Regions from separate parts of the Homo sapiens genome. Here region 2 is linked to region 1. Evidence: chromatin loops called from intact Hi-C (ENCODE). Cell type or tissue: sigmoid colon. All regions are shown on one strand. Each heading gives the region's core, and the rest is flanking DNA. Links, peaks and the distances in the headings are about the cores only.

Region 1 (8,000 bases), core at 1-8,000:
CAAGTGGGGTTCCCCTCAGGGTCCCATAGCCAGTGGGAGCTTACCACCCTCAGCTGGGCAACCGCCTACCCCCGCCGAAAAGACTCTCTCAGTCCAGGACTCACCCTGCGCATCCCTAACCCCAGCCCCCGCAAGCGCAACTTCCTGTTCTTCAGCTCCTCTTTCTTCTTTTTGCAAGGTCAAAAGCCAGGAATAACCTTTCGACATCCCTAGATTTTCAATGGGTGATGAGAGTTTGGATCTGTGTCCCTGCCAAATCTCATGTTGAGATGTGATCCCCAATGTTGGAGTTGGGGCTTGGTGGGAGGTGTTTGGGTCATGGGAGTGGGTCCCTCCTGGCTTGGTGCTGTCCTCACAATAGTGAGTGAATTCTTGCAAGATCTGGTTGTTTAAAAGTGTGTGGTGCTTCCTGCTCTTGCTCACATTCTTGCCATGTGAGGAGCCTGCTCTCTCTTCACCTTACACCATGGGTAAAAGCTCCTTGAGGCCTCCCCAGAAGCTGAGCAGATGCCGGCACCATGCTTATACAGCCTTCAGAACCATGAGCCAATTACACCTCTTTTCTTTATAAACTACTCAGCCTCAGGTATTCCTTTATAGCACTGCAAGAACAGCCTAACACAGAAAAGTGGTACTGAGGAGTGGGGCATCGCTATAAAGATACCTGAAAATGTGGAGGCAACTTCGGAACTCAGTAACAGACAGAGGTTGGAAGAGTTTGGAGAGCTCAGAAGAAAACAGGAAGATGAGGGAAAGTTTGCAACTTCTTAGAGACTGGTTAATGGTTGTGACCAAACTGCTGATAGTGATGTGTGCAGTGAAGTCCAGGCTGATGTGGTCTCAGATGGAAAAACTGATTGGGAACTGGAGCAAAGCTCACCCATGTTATGCCTTAGCAAAGAGCTTGGCTGCATTGTGTTCATGCCCTAAGGATCTGTGGAATTTGAACTTAAGAGTGATGACTTAGGGTATCTGGCAGAAGAAATTTCTAAGTAGCAGTGTTCAAGATGTGACCTGGCTGCTTCTAACAACTTATGTTCAGGTGTGGAAGTAAAGAAATGACTTAAAGTTGGAATTTATATTTAACCCTTTTCCTGGTTGCCCCAAGAATACTCACCAGTGGCACTTGTGGCTGCAGCATTTACCCTGAGATAACTTTGCCATGAACTATCTTGCTTTTATTATTATTTTCACATCACTCTAGTATATTGACTTTGGAAACAACAGACATCATTCTATTTATGGCATTCTGGTTTTAGTTAGTGGTATTTCCATTAACAAAATGTAGTAATTTTCAACTGCTGAAAATGTCAAATCCTAGAAAACGTAGCATTCCTACACGTGATGTTAACATTGTTCTTGAACAATTGTGGGTCAAAGATTCATTTAATGAATCTGAAATAGATGTTCTGATGATTCTGATGTTAGTTCTGTTTAGAAAGAACTCCCCGAACAGTTTTTATATTTTATTTTCACATTGAAAATCAGTCAGATTTGCTTCAGCCTCAAAGAGTGAGTTTATATAAAATTAAATGAGCACTGGCAGTGAGCTGCACTTTTTTTTTTTCTAAATGGGAAAAAGATTAAAAGGAAAGCAGAGCATAAAGTTTGGGAAATTTTCAGCCTGGCCATGTGGCAGAGAAAGAAAAATCATTACCAGGAGAGGAATTTGAACAGGTTGCAGAGCAACCACTTGCTAGAGAGACTTGCGTGACTAAAAGGTAGCCAAGTGTTAAAAGCCAAAAAAAATGAGAACAAGGTCTTGATGGCATTTCAGAGACCTTTGAGGAAGCCCCTCTCACCACAGGCCCAGAGGCCTAGGAGGACTAAATGGTTCCATGGGCCAGACCTGGGACAGCACTGCTCTGTACAGCCTCAGAAGGCTCCAGTTGTGGCTCAAAGGGCCCCAGATACAGCTCAGGCCACTGCTTCAGAACATGCAAGCTGTAAGCCTTGGCAGCTTCCACATGGTGTTAAGCCTACAGACACACAGAGTGCAAGAGTAAGGGAGGCTTGCCAGCCTCTACCTAGATTTCAGAGAATGTATGAGAAAGCCTCAGTGCCTAGAAAGAACCTAGAGGTGGAGGGGTGGAGCCCTCACAGAGAGCCTCTACTAGGACAGGTCAAAAGGAAACTATGGGGTTGGAGTCCCCACATAGGGTCCCCACTGGGGCACTACCTAATGAAGCTGTGAGAAGGGGGCCATCATTCTCCAGACCCCAGAATGGTAGATCCACTGGCAGCTTACATCCTAACCTTGGAAAAGCCATAGCGGTGGAGCTTCCCAAGGCCTTGGGAGCCCACCCCTTGCAGCAAAGTGCCCTGGATGTGGGACATGGAGTCAAAGGAGATTATTTTGGAGCTTTAAGATTTAATGACACTCTGCTGGGTTTTACACTTGCATGGGGACTGGAGCCCCTTTCTTTTGACTGATTTCTCCCTTTTGGAGTGGGAACATTTACCCAATGCCTCTACCCTGATTGTATCTTGGAAGTAAATAACTTGTTTTGATTTTACAGGCTCATAGGTGAGAGGAACTCATCTCCAGATGAGATTTTGGACTTGGGAGTTTGGAGCTAATGCTGGAATGAGTGAAGGCTGGGGGACTATTGGAAAGGCATTATTGAATTTTTTTTTTTTTTTTTGAGACAGTCTTGCTCTGTCACCCAGGCTGGAGTGCAGTGGTGTGATCTCGGCTCACTACAAGCTCTGCCTCCTGGGTTCATGCCATTCTCTTGCCTCAGCCTCTCAAGTAGCTGGGACTACAGGCACCTGCCACCACGCCCGACTATTTTTTTTTTTTGTTTTTTGTTTTTTGTTTTGTATTTTTAGTAGAGACGGGGTTTCACCATGTTAGCCAGGATGGTCTCGATCTCCTGACCTCATGATCCTCCTGCTTCAGCCTCCCAAAGTGCTGGGATTACAGACGTGAGCCACCATGCCCAGCCCATTATTGTATTTTGCAATGTGAGAAAGACATGAGATTTGAGGGGCCAGTGACAGAATGATACAGTTTGGATACGTGTCCCCGCCTAACTCTCATGTCGAAATGTAATCCTCAATGTTGGAGGTGGAGTCTGGCGGGAGGTATTTAGGTGCTGTCCTTGCAATAGTGAGTTTATGCAAGACTGGTTGTTTAAAGTGTGTGGCACCTCCCCGATCCCTCTTGCGCCTGCTCTGGCCACATGACCTGCCTGTTCCTGCTTCACCTTCTGCCATGAGTAAAAGTTCCTTGAGACCTCCTCACAAGGTGAGCTGATGCTGGCACCATGCTTCCTGTACAGCCTGCAGAACTGTGAGCCAATTAACCCTATTTTTTTTTAATAAATTACCCCACCACAGGCATTTCTTTATAGCAATACAAGAATAGCCTAATACAGATAACTAGTTCAAGGTCAAGCACAACTGTAACACACACACACACACACACACACACACACACAAACAAAAACAGAGGCATGGAGGAACAGGAGAAAAATGGATGGAGTCTCAGATCCCACTCAGATGGTGAAGGCGGGATTCATGTCCAAAGTCAATGTCCATGAACCTGGACAGCAAATTGACTATAGCAGGCTGCCCTGCTCTGTGGGGAAAAGGGAGGGAGAGGAGGAAATTCATTAAGGGAGGGAAGATGAAGTCGTGCACTTCCCCTTGTCAGACCCCTGCTGTCAGGGCCACTGTCAGGTCAGGGCATCAGGTCAGTCTTTTATTCGAGACCAGGGCTAAGCTGCTCTCCCCAGGCCAGAGGAGGAGGAGATTCCTGCTGAATCTGAACTATTCTCTCCTAACAACAATCATTGTTTTCATATTTTTTTCCTGCAGCTTATTTCCTTCTTCCAACTGTCCTTTTTTATTTTTCACTGTAGAGGAACACCAAATAATTTTTTTAATGGAACTTGTCTGAAGGAAAAATAAAAGCTCAAATGTTAATGTAGATGGATCAATTGGATCGATTGCGAAAAAAAAAAACAAAAAAAAAACCAGTAGCCACTGTTGTCTCCAAGAGCCTTTATTGAAGCCTTCCTCACACCTGAGCTCCCTCTCCGGCTACTGGAGGGCCAGAGGAGTCTCTCCCACTGGCTTCATCTGCCGCCCCTGGCTCCTGGCTAAGTCCCACAGAGCTGGGCTGGATCTGGCTTCAGCCTTCTGAGTGCAGGGTAGCCAGGGAGTTCATGAGTGGCTCATCAGCACCACCTACTGGACGCAGTTCTTACCTTGACCTTGCTTTTAACCACTGTATAGCTTCCTCTATCTACAGTTCTCATATTCAATAATATATTTGTATTGTCAAATGAGTAGTTATAGCTATGATTATTTTTAAAATGACTGTATTGTGATATAATTCTTATACCTTACAACTGGCCCATTTAAAGTGTGTAATTTTAATGGCTTTTAGTTTATTCAGAATTGTACAACCATTGCCACAATTGGTTTTATAACATTTTCATCACCCCAAATTCATTAGCACTCCCTTCCTATTTTCCCACTGGGTAACCACCAATCTACTTTCTGTCTCTATGAAGTTACCTACTCTAGACTGTTACGTAAATGGAATCACAATACATGGCCGTTGTGTCTGGTTTATTTCACTTAGCACAATGTGTTCAAAGTTTGTCTACACTGTAGCATGTACCAGTACTTCATTCCTTTTTATGTAAGATAAAAATCATTTTGTATAGCCAAATAATATTTCAGTGAAATATACCACATTTTATTTATCCATTCATTCATTAATGAACATTTGTCTTGTTTCTGCCTTTTGGCTACTATGAATAATGCCGCTATAAACATCCACTTACCAGTTTTTGTGTGAACATATGTTTTCACTTGTCTTGGATATGTACTCAGGAATAGAATTGCTGGGTCATATGGTGACTCTATGTTTAATTGATCAAGGAACTTTCCGACTGTTTTCCACAGTGGCTGTAGGCTTTTGCGTTCCCATCAGCAGTACATGAAGTTTCCAATTTCTCTACATCTTTGTCAAAACTCATTAGTGTCTGGCTTTTTAATTCTAGCCATCATAGAGGGTAGGAAGTTGTGTCTCATGTAGTTTGATTTGTGTTTTCCTGATGGCTAATCATGCTGAGCCTAAACTTTCCATGTGTTTATTGGCCATTTGCATATTTTCTTTGAGGAAATGTTTATTCAAATCCTTTGCACATTTTTAATTGGGCTGTCTTTTATTATTGAACTGTAATTGTCATTTATAGTCTCAACATAAGTCCTTTATCAGATATATGATTTGCAATCCCTCCCCCCACATTCTACGTGTTGTCTTTTCATTTTCTTGATGGTGTTCTTTGGTGCACAAATGTTTTTATTTTTGATGAAGTCCAATTTATCGATCCTGTCTTTTGGTGTCATATCTAAGAAACCATCACCTCATCCAAAGGTAGGAAGATTTACAGCTATTTTTTTTTAAGAGTTGTATGGTTTTAGTACTTTCATTTAGGTCTTTGATCATTTTGGGTTAGTTCTTATATATGGTGTGAGGAAGGGGGTGAAACTTTATCATTTGCTTGTGGATATCCTATTCTGCCAGCACTATTTATTGAAAAGACTGTTTTCCCCCATTGAATGATCTCCGCACCCTCGATGAAAATCAGTTGATCATAAATGTGAGGATTTATTTCTGGATTTTCGGTTCTATCCAATTGATATGTATGTGTGTCCTTAAGCCAGTTCACTCTCCAGAATATTTATAACTATTCTTAAACTTCACAATTTCCTCTCGATTATTATCCAGCAAAATTCAGACCCTTATTAGAACGTTTTGATACATTCTCCTACTTCAAAATGAGGAAACTTCCAGAGGTTAAAACTTCTGCCCTGAATGCCTGCCCTTCTCCAAGCTTACCCTTCCTTCCCATCAGTGTTCAGCACCAGTTTCCTCCAAGATGCTGCTGTTGACCATCCCCACCCCATGATGGGACATGGTCTGCGTTTCATGGCACATCTTACTGCTTTCCTGACAGCTGGTGAGCTCTCTGTCCTCTCAGAGCCACACATTTTTCTATAGCTCTTTGGTTGGGTCCTCGGCCACTGTGAGGCTCCCAGTCCCTGATGACAGCTGAGGAAATTCAGGCTCAGAGAGGTACCCGAAGGAGTACAGCTGGGATCTGGCAGGGCTGAACTTGGTGTTGGCCCTCCTGACTATTAGGCCTGTGGTCTCCCCGTGATGCCACCCCGACTGCACTGCTTTATCCACATGCCCTCTTCCAGCATTGACTCTCACTCTGCCACTTTGTTTTGTGAACACAGGTTCTCTGTGGTCACTCAGATTTTATGCCAGCTGAATCCTAGCTGAAAAGTTCTTGAAGCCTGAACATCCCTGTAGCATTTCAGTGCTGATCTGACAGAAGGTAGAACAGCCTGGGAGTGGCTTTCCTTTTGGGCATGGGATGGATTGACCCCAGGTGCTGAGTGACACTCTGGTTAGGGAGATGCACTCTTTATTGCCGTCTGGGACATTTTCAGTAGGACCAGATGTTTTGTTGGAAGTGAATTCCTAGAAGAGACAGAACACAGCTCCCTGTGCACAAATTCATTTCAGATGCACTGTGCAATGTGTTGGGGGGCTCGTCAGTTTGGATGCTCCCCAGCTCACCTTCACTCTATGGGGGCTTGAGGCCAAGGGATGGGCAGGAGCATGGAGGAAGATTCAGCAATGCATTTGGGAACACATGGGAAGTGATGGAGGGGCCCTGCATGGTACCCCAACAAGGGAGGAGGTCTGGTGGGAGAAGCAGGTGGGCTCCACCATGTAAGACCTGGGAGCCATGGGGATATTTGCTTTACCCCAAGGGCAATGGGACCTCTTGGAAGAGTTAAAACAGGGAGTCTTGCGATCTGCCCCACCTTTAAAAAGATCACCCAGGCTGCTTTGTGGAGGGTGGATTAGAGGAAGCCATGAAAATGACAGAATGAAAAGTGAAATATTCAACCAACTGCTTTTCAAACAGCCTTGCAGATGCTCCATTGTAAAATAAGCAACATCGGCGGGGCCACACCCATGATGAGCGTCCTCTCAAGGATGCTCTTGAGCACATCTCTCTCTCAAGGTCTCGGGGATGGCACTGAGACTTCACCAGCCTAGTTCCCCTTGTTCTCCCCGCAACCCCTGCTCACCTCCACCTACGGAAAGGTGGGCATTTGAAGAATCATAGATTAAACAAGTCAGAATTTGATAACGTAAAACATCTCAAACATTTAAAACAATAAAAGATGGGATTCCAGAGACAAAAATAACAGAGACAGGCTGGGTTAAACTCTCCCCTCCTTCCTCCTGCTGCAGGAGGGTGGGTTTGGCTTCTAAAGTGGAGCCCAGCTGGTCTCCTGGGGATAGCTGGTGGCTTTCCTAGCCAAGAACCTGACGTAGGCGGTCTGACCAAGGGCTGCAGCCCCCTTGGCCCTTCCCAGCCCTCGCTCCCTCCCTCCTCTTCTCCAGCCCGCCTCTGATGGCTCGGGCTGCACTGGGGGAGATGTTGCTGATGGCCCCTCCAGATGTGCAGGTGGCCCCTGGGTCTGATGCTGGCAGCTCCCACTCCAGACAGGGCTCTGGGGGGCCTCTGTGAAGGGGTGACCTTGCCCACTTTGCCACAGGACCTTCCTGTCAGGGGTCAAGGAGGAATGCTGGCTCTTAGGCTCCCAAGGACACCCAGGTGGAGTCATCCCAGAGGTGGACGGGCTGGGGAGACTGAGAAGGGGTCAGGGAGGGGAGAGGAGGGAGGAGACAGGGTTGTGGTTGGGTCTCTCAGAGATGGGGTTGCACCATGTTGGCCAGGCTGGTCTTCAACTCCTGACCTCAAGTGATCCGCCCACCTCGACCTCCCAAAGTACTGGGATTACAGGCATGAACCACCACCTCAGACGTTTTTCTTCCTTTCCTGTTAAAGTACTGTGATTTCAGGAGCCAGTGGAAAGAAACCCCACAACACTGGATTTTAGGCATTGCTCAGAAATTCTTTTGTCTAATAGAGCAGTTCATCACACATGGA
Region 2 (17,075 bases), core at 3,561-11,560, 1.8 Mb before region 1:
ACAAGCAGACAGCATCACACATGACAGGAAAGTAGTGTGCTCCCCTGAAAGCTCCCGTTTTCATAGCTCTGCAGGCTCTAATAAGGTGATGTCTTTAATGAGAATTCAAGTACTGAGGATAGTCCACTGTGCACTAATAACGGAACATCTGGACAGAGCATGAGTAAAGGCTAAGAAAAACGCTTACAAATCAATTATAAGACATATGCGGTGGTCATAAAAGGCACTATACACTCTTATTTTAAAGACTGTCTGATTGATACATATAAACTTCTACCCCACTCCACAGGGAGGAAATTTTTTTCAAATTTCAGGCACTAATCATTACCTTTACAGTGATTTTCATCCCAAGGATACACACAGTTCTGGAGTCCATTGCAGACCAAAGTATTATTAATACACATGTTACTATGGCAGAAGAATGTGTTGCCTTCACAAGGAGCTAAAAAGAAGAAGAACAAGACAAAGGAGGAAAGTTATAACTGACATTCAGTAGTAAATCACTCACATTACAAATCTAAAAAAAAAAGATTAGAATAATTTGCCACAAACTGAGATAAATGATCTGCCGTGCGATTTTCAGAAACGGTGCCGTAGTGGTAATTATTTCTTGTGTTACTAAGAGTGCTGGCATTCCTCTAGAGAGGCTCAGCTTGTAAAAATGCCATAGGGTATTTTCCATCATTAAAATGAAGAACATTATCCACATTTTTTTAAGTAGGCATATTTATTTAGCAAACCTGAAGCATCTACCATGGGCATAAATTATACTTTATACAGAAAGAATGTATAAATTTAGTTTTACTGTGCAAAAACACCTAATAGAAATTTTTAAATAATTTTGAAAAACATATACTTACCAAGTACTAATGAATAACATACACTAAAGCAAACCCTGTAACATTACTTAAGAATACGAAAAAACAAAATGCCATGGAAATTCAGAATCATGAAAAAATTAATCCTGAACAACATAAAAAATATATTATGCTTATTACATTTAATATATATGGTGATAAAATTAGCTTACTACGCATGTATTTCATACATTCTAGTGATTTGATGTACAATGATCATTATCTCCAGATTACAATGCACATTGAGGGGACTGAGAGGTAAAATATGAACTTCAAGAAGGTATAAAATATGGCTAAATAATGATGAGAAAACATGAGTTTAATATAGCAATGTAAAATGTTAGATATGATTTCAATATAAGGAAAAATACATTTCTTTCATTATTGGAGTGACAGAATATTTTAAGTGATCAGTCTTTATAGTAATATTGCATTGTGGATGGTTGCTTACAGAAAGTGCTTTTAAAGCTAACTTTTGTTTTTACCTTTGTATTCACTCCATGTATCAGATAAAATGCAATTCTAGTGTTTCTTTTTTTCAATAAAGGCTCTACAATCCTTTTAAGGACAGGCATTCTAGCAAAATCTATTGCACATGAAACATATGAATTTCCAATGATTGACAAATGAAGATATATTAATGATCAGTACTATTTAGACACTGCAGTCATGTTATAATGAGTTTATTTTTCACTTTCAAAACTGTATATTACATAAGTTTTAGAGTTAGCTTCTTTACTATATTTGCTACACTAACCACAACTGTCAAAACAATACTTTGCAATTTAATATACTTAAGGCAACTTACTGTATTTTAATACTCCGAGAGAAATCCTTTAAAAAAAAACACTCAAATTCTGAAAACCAAAAGTAAGGCAAAGAAATAGCTAATTCAAGCAATGTGATTCTTCCTGGTTCTTCATCCCCTACCTCCTCCCCCAACCCAAACAGTTCCCTCTCTGTTCATTTTGACTTTATGTTCCTGGTTAAAGAGTAAAAAGCATATAATAGTAATTTTGGAAAATGAAAATTAAGAGTAGAAAATATGTAGTAGTCATTTTGAAAAAAAAAGTATCACGCTTAACACTTTATTTTGCTAATGATTTGTTAAGTACTGTTCTGTATAAACCTTTCATAATGTAAAATTTAACAATCCAGTATATTATTGTAAAGACCTGCTCTTTAGTAAGCAACTAAATTTGAATTTCTGTAGCTGACTATAATGGCTTTTGCAGAATTGATAAGGTCTGTTAATTAGATAGTGAATGTTGTCAAAATTTGTATGCAGCATATAAAGGAGATTTTGGCAAAGTTTATATTAGAATGGTTGTAAAATGCTTTTGTAAAAATGCTTAAAATACTTATTACCTAACAAATTGTAGTATACGTTTTGAAAGTATAATTACCCATCAAGTAGGAAATACCTTTAAAAATTATATATTTACCGACCTTCTATGAGTTGGAAAAATTATTATAATTATTAAATAGGAAGGGGTAGTTTAAAATTTAAACATATAAATAAAAATAACATTGCATTCTGGTAATCGAGTGAAGTGCATTAGTATGTTGGTAAGAGCACTGAAATTTGAATTCCAAATAATCCAAATGGGATTGTGTCTGTTTCTGCTGCTTGGTAGTTGTGAAACTATCAATGTTCCAGGATCAGTTACTACATATTAGTGGTTTTACCAAGAATGCAATAAGTAATTCAGGAATGTCAATAAATCACATTTTAACATGCTTTTTCACATTAAATAATTATGCAAATATGCCAGTTAATTAGGAGTTAGCCTCCCTTTTGTTTGTGGTGCTTTTTTTTTCTTTGTGTGTGTGTGTGTGTGTGTGTGTGGAGGAGGGGGGTGGGGGTGTTTGTAATATCCTAGGTATTTCTCCATGTATTTTCTTCCTTACTTTTGCTAATAAAGAATTGCTGTGCAAATGAAAAATAAAAACAAGTAAGCAAATCCTGATATGGTTAAGAAGCAATGTAGAGGCTGGGCGTGGTGGCTCACGCCTGTAATCCCAGCACTTAGTGACTCTGAGGTGGGCGAATCACCTGAGGCCAGGAGCTCGAGACCAACCCGGCCAACATGGTGAAGCCCGTCCCTACTAAAAATATAAAAATTAGCTGAGCATGGTAGCACATGCCTGCAATTCCAGCTACTCGGGAGGCTCAGGCAGGAGAATCACCTGAACCTGGGAGGTGGAGGTTGCAGTGAGCCGAGATTGCGCCACTGTACTCCAGCCTGGGTCTGGGTGACAGAGAAAGACCCTATCTCAAAACAAACAAACAAAAACAAACAAACAAAAAAGTAGCAATGTATAAAATTGTACATACCTTTGGCAAAAATAAATTTTGTTTTATAGACACCCAAAGTATAATATTATATTGGGTTCCGAATTTCCTCGTTATTGTCTGAATCTCTCTCTCAGAAATGCATATATGCAATGATGCACTAAAGACTCTCATTTCTCTCCTGGTTAAGAACTACAATGGCACCAATAGACCAAATCAAGCCTACATTCTCATTGCTCTTTCGACGACTTGCGTGCACTCGGTGCACCAATGTGTGTAGCCCATTGCTCCTAGCACACTCCTGACCTATCCGGCACCGTGTCCACACACCACTCCCTCCTTCTACCTGCCCCAGATACCCCTTCTCCACTCTGCCATCCAAATCACATCGGAACCCTATAATCTATAAACCTGTCTTAAACAGTCTTACAATATTATTCCAATCTATCAGAAAACTTAGCTGTTCCTTAAGTCCTATTTCACATGTAATTTTTAAAGTTTTAAGAGTATATTTTATCATCTTTTTTGTATATATTTGAGGCTTGTGACTATGCTTTTTTAAAAATTAATGTTTATGTTTAATCGCTCATAATGGCTTAAGCTTACTAGGCTTGTAGTAAATATTCAACAGATATTTTAACTGATTAATATTACTTAGCAAAAGGTTAACTCTGACTGGGTTGCATACCTTAGTATTCCAGAGAGCAGAAGACTCTGACAAATGTGTTTATTGGTTGAGAACTAACCTTCAAGGCCATGGTCTTCCAATCAAGGCCACGGTCTCCAACGCAGCATGTAGTGGCTATGGGCAGCATGTATTCTCAGAAACTAAACTCAGCATCCTGTCTTTGCTTCTTTCACTATTTCTGACAAAGCACATATTCCTCGACCAATTTACATAAGACTTATTCTACTTACGAGATTCAATATTCATCATTTAAGCTATTGTCCCTTATAAACCAGCTGCTTTATTTCCTAGTGATTTCAAGGAAAGTCAAAATTTATTTGTAATAAAGTGGCAGCCAAAGAAGTAACAATCCAAATGCCAAGTACCTCACACAGTTTCCAGGGTCACAAGAGGGGACACGCAACTTTATACTTGTTTCTATCAGAATAGCAAATAGAGCTTCCCATTGACGTTAAAACACTAAGAACATAGATGGAACGATTTGCTATTGCTTTTTGTCACTGAACTACTTGAAATTGTATTTAGACACGAGACCCTCCAACTAACTTGATTTCACTTTATTGGGTTTATTGACATCACCATTTTATCATCCAGATCTAACGACCCAAAGAAGATGGAAATTGATTTCTATTAATGAAGCAAAATATTCTAGTCAGCCAAAATAATGTCCTGTGTATAAGCATATCATTGCTCTTGATTTAAAGCACTCACCTAGAAAGTAGACACTACAACACTTCAAAATGAACCTTTCTTCACTGTTTCCTCCTCCCACATACACCAATACATATGCATTTGTGCAAAGCATTCATTTGTGGCTGTGCAATAGACTGTAGATTAAACACAGCTCAGAGAGTACTTCTCCACACACATCAGCCTGGGATTGAAGAGTCCTGCCAACAGGACAGAGAGCCCAGCTGTGATTTGGGCTGTCAGGAGCGATAATCCTTAAGGACAGATTGCTTCCTCGTGAGCAAAAGCAGGTTTATAAGAGTGTGTGGTGTGCAGTGATTAAGTCCCTTGCATCCTGGCCACCTGGTCTCTGACTCCCAGGGTTGCCTCTTTCACACTCTTTGCCCTTGAGCTGATTAACCTGTAAGTTGCTCAGTTACCACATCTGTAAAATGGGGATAAAGATAATACTTACCCAAGCGACTTAATAATGCACAGAATGCCGTATAGTGTCAGCAGCATGAATACAAACATTACAAGACAGAATTGTAAACCGTTTTAGGAGAGTACTGTGCAGAGACTGTGGAATCAATATGCCTGATTTTCCAACGTGAGTTACGTGATCTTGAGCAAATTCACTAACTTTTTCAGTTTCTGTTTATATCTATATAATGGGGATAATTATAACTATTACATAAAATTTAAGAATTAAATGTGATAGATCTTTAAAAACCATAACAGATACTGTCATATGGTGTATGACAAAAGAATGTTACCTGTTCTTGAACTACCACCACCGTTACCAAAACAAAAGCAAATGAAACAAAACAAAAAACTTAAAATGTTAAGATGTATGACATAAAATGTTAAGATGTATGATATAAAATGTTAAGATGTATGATATAAAATGTTAAGATGTATGATATAAACGTGACTTAACTGACATTAAATTTTCTAATTTGTAAAGTGAAGAAAATCATTCACAGATCCCTTGTTAAGACTACACGAGAATGCATATTTGAAAGTCGCGTCAAGGAGTTCTCTGAAGCTAAGACCTCCTAGTTATCTTTGTACCTTGGAGAATATGCCTTTGCTACAACCAAGTCTAATATGAAATACTATGTTTCAATTCTACAAGAAAAGCAGAAAACATAAATTATGCATATTAAATAAAATACAAATACGTATTGGAATGTGTTTGTACTACTTAATAGGAGGAAGGTTTAGCTGTGTAAGATATTTAGCTGTGATACTCTTTTTTTAACAGTTTAATGAGACCATCAAGATAACAGGTATTTTCTAACATCCAATTGTTAAGAGAGACATTCAGATCCCATCTTGGAAAAGCAAGCCAGGCCATATGTAGAACAGAATAGCTCTCAACCTTGGGCTGCAATCTAAAAGAAATGTTTTTGCAGACATGTAAATGATCCGATAGAATTGAGGCTTGGATAACAGGGACAGTATCAGCTTATAATTTTAGTAACAAAATCTTCACAGTAATTTAGTAGATACATCCTGATTTTGATGTTATCTATGGGTACCTTAACTCTAATTTAAAAATTCCAATAAAATAATCTTCAGTTAACATTTATTCAAATACTTTATAATAAATTCTTTGGAAACAAAATTTAGTACAATATTTTGCTGAGGAGAGGACCTTTAAGACTAAGAAATATGGTATGTTAGTTTTGGTGAGTCTCAGGGCCTTGCACCCACTGAAAGATTCAAAGAAGTCATGAGGTAAAATATGCCTGTTTAACTTTGTTTAATCCAAATATTTCCAATCTTACTTGTTTACCACTTAAAATTTTAAAAACTAAAACTTGGCAAAGTGTTCCATTGTGTCCAGAAATCATTATAGTGATGGAATTCTTAATTCTTAAAAGAACATAGAATAGGGTGGGAGATTATTAACATGTAAAGTTGGGTAAAAAATTAGAATACACTTTTTTTTTTTTTGAGGCTGATTTTCGCTCTTGTTGCCCAGGCTGGAGTGCAATGGCGCGATCTCCACTCACCGCGACCTCTGCCTCCTGGGTTCAAGTGATACTCCTGCCTCAGCCTCCAGAGTAGCTGGGATTACAGGCATGCACCACCACGCCCGGCTAAACTGAGAATACACTTTTTAATTTATGAAAACTCACATACCAATGCACTTATGTAAATTATTTCAGAAATGCAAAAGCCAAAATGTTGGCAGTGATGATTTCTAGGATTTACTGAAATTATATTTACCTTTTTTGGAGAAATTTTCCATATATACTTTTATGTATAAGTATATGTATATATACATTAAAAACACACAAAAAAGTTTTGTAATTAAAGGATAACTCATAAGTTTGCATGAAAAAATACGAAATGTTAATCAAAAAAGTTAATTTTCTCTTTCAGATTTTTAAATCAGGAAAATAGTTTTTACATAGCACCTTTGCTTTGCTCTATTGCTTCATTACTCTTGAATTCTGTTTTTAAACCCTCATCTATTCCCATTATTACCACAAGGTGGCGAACTTACATCAGACTTCAGTGAAGGAGCTTTTGACTCCCTCATGGGGATGATTAAAATAAACCATGAAAGCATGTGCAGTAACTCCTAAACCTATACATTACTAATTCTTTAAATAAGCAAATTATGTAGCAGGGGACGACAAATCTCTTACATATTTTAGTCATGTAGGAGAAGATAAAATAAAGCCACAACACTCAAAATAAAGGTAGATTTACATAATGTATTTAATAAAGAATCATAGAACACATTGTTTTTTAATGTGAAAGGTCTAGTTATAGATGTACCTCCGATTTTAGTGTTTATCTCATGTGGATTAACACTGTTTCAATTCTGTAACTTAAAGGTTTTTAATTTATAATAGCTACTTTAATGCAGAATCCACTACGCTTATTCTATTAGATTTCGTTTTTTTTTTTGAAATCCAGAAATCTGCTAAATAATATTCAAGAAATATTAAAACACATTGAAATAAAAACAGGCAGATTTGAGACACTGATGTTTCAACTATCCATGATTTATGGTTAATAAAACTATCATTGGTAATTTGTTCAACGTCAAATAAGTCATCATATTACATCACGAAAAATTGGAAAACGAAGTGATCCTTGATCATATTCTCCTAAAGACTCATTACACCACTGGAACACATGTTCCCTGGACTTAGGGTCTGGCTCTCTTCACCTCCCCTCCCCAGTCCACTCATCTTGTTCTCTTCAGACATTCTTGCTTCTTGCTTTCCTCAAATTATTTTAACTTCTTTAATTTTGAGCTTCGTCTAAAACACCCAGCTCTGTGCTGGCCTGTGTGGGCACAGCCACAGGCTGTCTCACACACAGAGTCACACAAACTCATACACCACACACACACTCACAAACACACACACCATTCACACACACACTCACACATTCAAACACAGTCATACACACACCACACAGCCACAGTCACACCTCTAGGTCTCCTACTTCTGCTCTTTATTAATTCTTCATCATTCCCTGATCTTTAATTTGAATGGAAATGCTCACAAACACGTATGGAAAAGCAGCTGGGGGAGGAAACAGCTTGGAGTATGTATTAGTCCGTTGTCAGGCTGCTGTGAAGAAATACCCAAGACTAGCTAATTTATAAAGAAAAGAGGTTTAATTGACTCACAGTTCCACATGACTAGGGAGACCTCAGGAAACTTACAGTGTCTTCATGTTGGAAGGCAAAACAGGCACTTCTTACATGGTGGCAGGAGAGAGAAGTGACAATCAGCGAAGGGGGAAACCCCTTATAAAACCATCAGTTCTCATGAGAACTCACTATCATGAGAACAGCATGGGAGGAAACTGTCTCTATGATTCAATTATTTCCACCTGGTCCAGCCCTTGACACGTGGGGATTGTTAAAATTCAAGGTGAAATTTGGGTGGCGACACAGAGCCAAACCATATCAGAGTACATTTACATCTTCTTGCTTTATTTCTTGGGTTCAACTTTTATCAGCCTTGAATATTTACTAAAGCTTACTTTTTTAAATTAAAACTTCTAACCCTTGGGATGGTCTAGAATCTATTACTCTGTTTGGTGAGGGATGGAAGCAAAGCTTAACACTTACATGAATATGTAAATATGACACATATCAACATTCTATAGTTAGGTCATGAATTCACATTGAAGAGCAAAATCTAGCATACTTACTTTTATTTATTACTAATGTTTATCAGTTCAGGTAACTAAGGTGATTTTCCCCCTGCCTTCTCAGGCCGCTATGCTAGTGTCTTACAGACCCCTGTAGCTGAGCCCCCTGAGGCTGTCACAGGTCCCTTATTTCCTCTGTCCTCTCTCTCGGCAATTTTCATCAGACACAGAGCCCCCACTAACGAGGGGGCTTACATCCCCAGCTCTGACTACTGTGTGAGATCCAGACTTACCCTGAATATTGAAATTCCTACTTAACGTCTCCATTTGGAACTGTAATTACCATCGCAAACAGAATATGGCTGATGGGCCTAAGCAAAATGATTATCACCCTCTTCCTCTTATCCACATTTTCCTTTTTAATTCTCACCTCCCACACCTTCCTGGCATTAACAAAGGGCACAACCATCCCCTCAGGTGTTCAGGCGAAAGGCTCAAGACCATCCTTGGGTCCTTTCTTCCCCGGATACCGTTGAGCCAGTGGCCATCTCTTGCATGGCTCTATCTCAATACAAAGCTCTTGTTGAGGTCTCCACTGCTGTGAATGAGCCAGGCCACCATTCACTGACAGCAATCTTACATGGAGTTCAGGGACACAGAAACCATGGGGACCTTGGCCATCTGAAAGTATAAATCAGGCCACATTTCACTTTGTTGAAGACACCCCAAAACACTTTCCAATAATGTTAGGTTAATTTCCAAACTCCTTGTACCCCTTAGTACACAGCAAGTGATTTATATTCTCACAGCCTCTGCTCACCCTAAACATTTATAGAATTCTTCCTAACCTCAGATGTCACCCACCATAACCACCAGGTCATCCTGCCCTCATCCTTCCCACCACATCACCCATGTTGGTTTTCCCACAATACATACTAGGGCTTGGGCTGATCCCTTTGAGTTAACTTATCTGTGCCTTGTTGCTTCCTCTTAAAAAGTCTGGCAACCAGATGTACCACTTTGTAGATGCTTCATAAATACTTGGTGACAGACTATATATCACAATAAAAATTCTTTTTTTTTTTAATTGGAGATGAAGTCTCACTCTGTTGTCCAGGCTGGAGTGAAGTGGCATGATCTCAGCTCACTGCAACTTCTGCTGCCCAGGTTCAAGCAATTCTCGTGTCTCAGCCTCCCGAGTAGCTGGGATTACAGGCACCTGTCACTGTGCCTGGCTAATTTTTGTATTTTCCGTAGAGATGGGGTTTCATCATCTTGGCCAGGATGGTCTTGAACTTCTGGCCTCATGATCCACCCACCTTGGCCTCCCAAAGTGCTGAGGTTACAGGCGTGAGCCACAGTGCCAGGCCAGAATAAAAATTATTTAAGCAACACAATGAATATTAAATGCCATCTTCTCATTAATGTCTGACAATGATCTTAAATTTTTAAATAACAGCAAAACTTTAAAAAATAAACTTGAAAGAAAATAAAACATTAGAGATATCAATTATGAGTAATCAACTGAAGATGCAAATTTTTAAAAACTTCAAAAATGTCATTAAAAATACATAGCTTGGCTGGGCACAGTGGCTAACATCTGTAATATCAGCACTTCGGGAGGCCGAGGTGGGTGGGTCATTTGAGGTCAGGAGTTCAAGACCAGCTCGGTCAACATGGTGAGAACTCATCTCTACTAAAAATACAAAAAGTAGACTGGTGTGGTGGTGCATGTCTGTAATCCCTCTACTCAGGAGGCTGAGCGGGGAGAATCGTTTGAACCCAGGAGGTGGAGGTTGCAGTGAGTCGAGATTGTGCCACTGCCCTTCAGCCTGGGTGACAGAGTGAGACTCAGTCTCAGAAAAAAAAAAATATGTGTGTGTGTGTGTGTGTGTGTGTGTGTGTGTGTGTAGCTTGCTACTATCATTTTTAATTGTGGTACTCTACACAAACAAAAATATAAAAAATATATAAAATATATTTGGCCATCAGAACTTCCCACAAAACAATTTTTTTCCAAAACAAATGGAAAAATTTCCCTTGTCAGCACATTGAAACTTAAAATGGCCCATAGGCTATGTAATTAGAGGAAATGACATTTTATTTGAAAAATGGTGACCAGACTTGAGGCCAGAAATAGATTTGTGTATCTTTTTTTCATGTCCTTTATCACCTTCATAGTTGTTTTGAAAAATCAATATGTTTTCAAAACTCTGTTCCAATATGACTTTTACTTTGAAAATATCCAGTATTATCAAGATGTACATATATTAATCTGTTTTTATACAAGAAATTCTGTTCACAAATTTCAATTTGATCTCACACATATTTATGAGATTCCTCCCCAATCTTTGTGCAAAAATTACATATTCTTACTGTTCTGAGAGATATTACATTAAGAAACACATCTTCATTGGAAACTTACATTCCATATATAAAAAATCTTTCCTTGTATGTGGGGTGAATTTATCCGTTATTATCATAATGTATCCATTATTTTATCTTCCCTAGAAATTACTACATACTTTTATACTTCCATTATGTCTGCCTTGATTCAGCCCCACAATGATCTCTTCAATGTGTGTAGTTAGACATTACAATTACAATAAGGAGGGTATTAAATATCTTTGGCATCTGCATGCTGATTACTATTAGGCCCTGGACATGTGGGCCAGTGTTGGTTTTCATAATATGTACATGTCAGTAGCAGGTGGCTAGTTTAGACACATTATTCTTTTATAAAGGTGCAATACTTGCTCTCATTGAACATGCCAAGTCCCACAAAGGGGGCCTGCAGTAAATGAAGATTAGAGCCAAGCGTAAACACATCACCATGACCTCAAGCTTAAAAATCTGCTAGTTCAGAGGCTATCAATTAAAAATAATAATTTTCTGTTTCCATATAACAAACATATGCTGTGTATTTTCAGGGGCAGACATAAACCACAATGGTTGTAAAGCTAGAATCAGACACATTAATATGTATTATTCCCAATGATTCTACTAAAAATTACAGGAAATTTCCTGCCTTTATTCTTGTCCAAGTGATTCCTTGCAGACCCACACACTTTATTTAAAAAAATTATTCTAAATGGTTCGATGGAAAGTTCTGCAATATTTTCTCAGTAACTCAATGAATAGGCAAAGAAGCAAAATTACTTAAGATACTTGTTTTGGTCAAATTACTTAAGAAAATTAACTTTAAATTTTAAGTATTTCATCAAACTACATGTCTGTACACATAATACTTCTTCAATGGTTTAAGTAACCATATCAGTAATAAAAGTCCATCGATAATTCATTTCAAATATTAGAATACTTTTGACAGTTGTTTTCTTTATGGTGCCATCAAACTCAATCAAAAGCTTTAAAAAAAACAGGAAGGAAGGGAGGTAAGAGGAAGGAAGGAAGGAAGGAAAGAAATGAGGGAGGAAAGGAGGGTTGGTTGGCTTCTGGTAGATTATACAATTTTATTTCATTTTCCTTTGCTCAATAGCCTCACTGTATTTGAAAGTGTTAACTACCCAAGTTTCAGTATGTTGTTATCTCACTAACGGATACAATACTAGCCACCTTCTGCTGACCATTTGCTACGTTCCAGACATACATTTAAAACTTTCAGTTGCCCTGTGATGTTTTCTCTGTTTTACAGAAAGGAAATTGAAGATTAAAGTCCAGGCATCACACGTAAGAAAGTGGAAGAACTGGCTGACACTGAACATGTGCTCTTACACATTGTAATTCCATTTCAGATCTTTTTCAAAAGCAAAACAATTTTCTGAAATGGCTACTTTGTGATTCTGGTTCTAAAAACGTTTATCTTTTATTTTAAAATTTCAAACACATCTATACTTGCCCAAAGTCATATTTAAATCTTTAGGACAGATTAACTTTTTTATTTTTTTCTACAGTAATAAAATATTTAAATTAAAAATAAATTCTTTATATAAAAGAACACTTATTCAATAGCAAGGTGTGAAGGCAGACTTGTGTTAAGATGTATCTTTATCAGTTGACATTGTATACCTTTGGCCTTAAAGTCAACTTAATAATTGCTTTCAGAATTTCAGTCAAAGACCCCATCAGCTTAATACAAACAAGCAAAAACAACACAGAAATACAAATTCTACTGTGGTCAAATAAATAATGGCTCTCCAAGTTGTCCACATCTTAGTCCCACATCCTGTGAATGTTACTTTATATGGAAAAAGGGATTTCGCAGGTGTGAATAAAGATTTCAAAATGAAGAATTATTCGGGATTATCCAGTTAAGCCCAATGCAATAACAAGTAAAGAGAGATGGAGACTGAAGGCACAGAGGTGATGTAACAGCAAATCACAAAGGCACACAAAGATGCTACTCTGGTGGCTCTGACAAAGTAGAAGGGCTATGAGCCAAGAAATACTGCTCTAGAAACGGGAAAAGGAAGGAAATGTACTCTACACTGGAGCCTCTTATGGGGCAGCAGCCTTGCTGACACCCTGGTCTCAGCCCAGTAAAACCTGTTTTAGGAATCCGCACTCCAGAAGTGTAAGATAATAAAGTTGTGTTATCTGATGCTTCTAAACATATGCTAATTTGCTACAGCAGCAATGGGAAACTAAATGCCAAGTAGCAGATTTCTCAGGCAATCTGACTTTGACTAACCAGCCTTCTGCCAAAGTGGCCGTCGCTGTACAGCGCGGCAAGCAGGGACAGGAGAGGGCAGTGATGAGAAAAGTTAAGATGAGACTGCTGATGGAGAGTGGCAGTTTCCAGCCAGGATACCCTGACAACTCGTGTCATAATTAGTCCTGGAATGAATCCAAGGCTACATTTTTTTTCTAATTATTATCTGTCTTTAAGTTACCAAAGTGAATTCAAGGGTGTACGCACTCATATCAAGGGGAGAGAAAGGCCAATACTGTATCTGGTGGGCTTACCGTCAGGATCTGTCATGCAGTAAGTCAGTCATCAGTTGAATGTCTCTCGGAAGATAAATGGTGGAGAAATTCTATTACAGAGCAGAGTTATTATTTAGTCTGAAAACAACATGTCAGTATATGGCAATGTGATATCCTCGAAAACTGTATTAAAACTCTACTGATGGGTTCTTTTCTGATATTATAGATGAGTCAATTAACCCAACATAGAAAATAATGTACATACTCTTGCTTTCCTAGACTTAATACATCTTTTCAGAAATTCCTATTTGTTGCTTTGTAAAAAAGTGTTTACCAAACCAGTACATATTTATTTTAGAAAAATTAGAAAATACAGGCAAAAATATCGTCACCCAAATATAACCATTAATATCTTCATCCCATTGTCTTTTACATATATGTATTACATATATAATAGATGACATGTATTAAATGTTTATCCCATGTAGTTACAAGAGTATAAATGTAATGTACACGTGTTCGCTACTTGCTTCTAACCTCTTGTTTCTTAACACAGTAAAATATCAGTATCAATCTACCACATCATCTTAATAAAGAGTATATGTACATTCCCAGAACCATTTAACCAATCTACTTAAGCATTTTTCCATGCTTATAAATATGGACTCATCAGCAGTATATATTCCTAGAGGTAGTATTTCTGATTCAGAGGTGATATTCTATCTTTGTTCCCTATTTTGGAATTTTTATATATACTGCTAAATTGTCCTTCAGGAAATATTTTGTTTCCTATAAGCAGTGCATATGCTTTTATTTCAAGATTCCATCTCCAACATTATTTCATATTTTTAACATTTTGATAGATGAAAATGACTCATTAAATTATAAATTTATGTATTTGTTTACTAATATGTTTACATGTTTGCTTCTTATGCTTACAGGGTATTTATGCTTCTCTTATGAATTAATTATGCACATTTTGGCCCCATTTTCTATTAGAATGCTTATCTTTTTCTTATTTTTGAATATAATCATTATTTTTTATAAGATACAAATATGTACCTGTTGCCTGCTGTTGTCTTACCAATTATTCTCCAGGTCAACTTTTCCATATTTATTTTGATTATGATGTTTCTGTATTAATAACTATTTGAAATGTATGTATATTTGAATATGGTGATTTTTTTCTTATCAATAGTGTGCTTTATGTATATTTTAGGAAGACCTGCCAATATTTAACACACATTCAGCAATTTTCTCAGCATATGTTGTGTATTGTTTATATTTAAATCTGCACCATCTGGTATTTATGCTACTATATGACATACATAAATAAATATTTCCTATATTAGTAAAGTGGTCTTAATCCTTTTAAGATACATCAATCATGGCAATTCACAAGGTGGCGGCATTAAGATTTATAGTAAGACTTCAATTTACACTTTGGCCTAAGTTACGGTTGGTAACACTGCTTTCTCCAGTACATAACATTTTCTTTTCGTGGTGAAATATATAGTGAATAGAATGTCTTTTGATCTTAGTATTTACACCAAACTTGTAAATTGTGTTTGGCCTTGCTTATTCTAGAGGAAAAACTAAACAGTGTTGTGAAATATTAAGAGAGAGGATTTACATTTTTAACTCCCTCTTCTCTTTGATTCTTTAAAATAACTCTAAATTGGAAAATGTGTTAATTTATTTTTCCATAACTAACAAAGTTATTTAAACTCATCCCATTTAAATCTGAAAGAAGTTAAAAAGGATTAAAGTAAGTTGATTATTTTGAAGATATTTTGGTGTTTAATCTCAGAGGGTTATTGAGTTATAATTTATAATTTTTTCCCTTAGGATCCATTAAATTTAGTTACTGAGATTATATGACAATTTTACTTAGTTATTACAAAATTAAGAATTTGCATTATCCAAGACAGAATGAAAATTATGTGAACAAAAGGCAGATGGCAGGCTATATCTTGTTCTAGACAGGAAAAGATAATAAAACTGAACAGTGAAATAAAATCAATCACTGTGTCAGTAGAGCAAATATCCAGCTAACGTAAACAAACGCTGCAGAGAAAAACTACACACAAAGAGAATTAGGCTTCTTAGAGTACAACCTTCCGTGGGTAATTTACTAAAATAAATGAGGGAGTATGTGGTGGGAGTGTGGCACAGAATACCAGATATAAATGAACATCTGAAGTGAGTCACACACTTGAGTTGAATCTGAGTTAGTGTGGAAGTGCGGTGCCTTCAGAGAAGCAACCATCATATTCATCTTCGAGCCATCCATGCCTGGAAAGTTTAATGAAGGAATAAAAGAATGAAAGGAGGAATATAAATATGTATCAAAATGAAAAGTTATTAATGATTAGGCTAGTGGAATCTCAACTTTTAGTGTCAATCTGATGCTGGAGTGATTGTTTCCTACAATTACAGTATATCTTGCCCCATCTCCTGAACTACCGAAAGTAGGACTAGTACTATATTAATAAATAGCAATATATTAAAAATGTTTTTAAGTAATATGTTAAAATTGATATTTGGATCATCCATTACATTGAAAAAACCCACATCATTGCAATAGGAATACTATGCATTATTTTCTACTGCTGAGTCACAAATTATCACAAATTTACCCACCAGCTTAAAACAATATCTTTTTATGATCTCACAGTTCTGTATGTCAGAAGTCCAGGCAGGGCTCAATTGGGTTCTTTCCTTTGGGTCTCTGAAGGCTAAAATCAAGAGTCTGTCTGGATTGGGTTCTCATGAAAAATGTGGAGGCCTCTTCTAAGTTTGTTCAAGTTGTTGGAATGTTTCAGTATGCTGGAATAGTAGAACTGAGGTCCCCACTTTCATGCTGACTGGCAACCTGAGGACATTCTCAGCTTCTAAAGATTGCTCAAAATTCCCCACCACGTAGTTCTCTGTATAATATGGCAGGCTGCTTCTTTATGGCCAGGTGGAGTGTTCACTACAGTTAAAAATCTCTGATTTCTTTCATCTCTAACCATTAGATCTTTATTTAGCTGGCTCAGACCCACTAGGATAGTTTCCTGTTTAACTCAAAGTGAACTGATTGGGGACTGTGATTATAAAGATCCCAAGAGTATAACCCCATGACCCCATGACATAAAGTTCAAATCTCATCTAAGTCTCATCGGTTCAAAGTCCAGAGTCTCCTTGTTTGAATCATCTAAATCTGGTGCAGACCCTGGGGGTACAGTTTCTCTCCGTGTATGGGTTCATGAAACTAGAGACAAGCTGTCTGGCTCCAACATTCCCAACACAGTGGTGGGAGAGGCATAGAATTCTAGTCCAAAAAAGGAAGAATGGAGAATAAACAGGAGTAATGAATTCATAACAGTTCTGAAGTCCATCAGGGTAAACTCAAATTCTTCTTGACTACTCTGTTGCCCTTGGTTCTGTTCTCTGAGACAGCCTTTCTTTCTCATGGAAGGTGGCATATATATATGATATACACGTGTGTGTATCATGTACACACACACATCTCTCTATATATATCTATATATATATATATATACAG

The links. A loop is a pair of places that touch in the nucleus more often than their neighbours do. Peaks named below come from ENCODE experiments on the same cell type or tissue, not always from the same donor. Only the 100,000 strongest peaks of a DNase experiment are listed, where the experiment ranks them.
Region 2: a loop joins it to region 1, with 12 times the contacts of the local background. A loop is called at or near these places in 4 of 110 quality-filtered maps.

What each region holds. Positions count from the first base shown.
Region 1 is chr18:74,547,952-74,555,951 of GRCh38, forward strand. All of the region lies in intron 1 of CNDP1 (carnosine dipeptidase 1), which reads left to right. Among named protein-coding and RNA genes, the nearest start is that of CNDP1, 17 kb to the left of the region's middle. In sigmoid colon, for the core only: a CTCF peak has its summit at 4,204 (motif pointing left); a DNase peak (open chromatin) is centred at 4,170.
Region 2 is chr18:72,755,706-72,772,780 of GRCh38, forward strand. It overlaps NETO1 (neuropilin and tolloid like 1), which reads right to left. Exons shown (of 11, transcript NM_138966.5): 8 at 329-442. Among named protein-coding and RNA genes, the nearest start is that of MIR548AV, 89 kb to the right of the region's middle. In sigmoid colon, for the core only: a CTCF peak has its summit at 6,989 (motif pointing right); no DNase peak of the experiment used is centred there.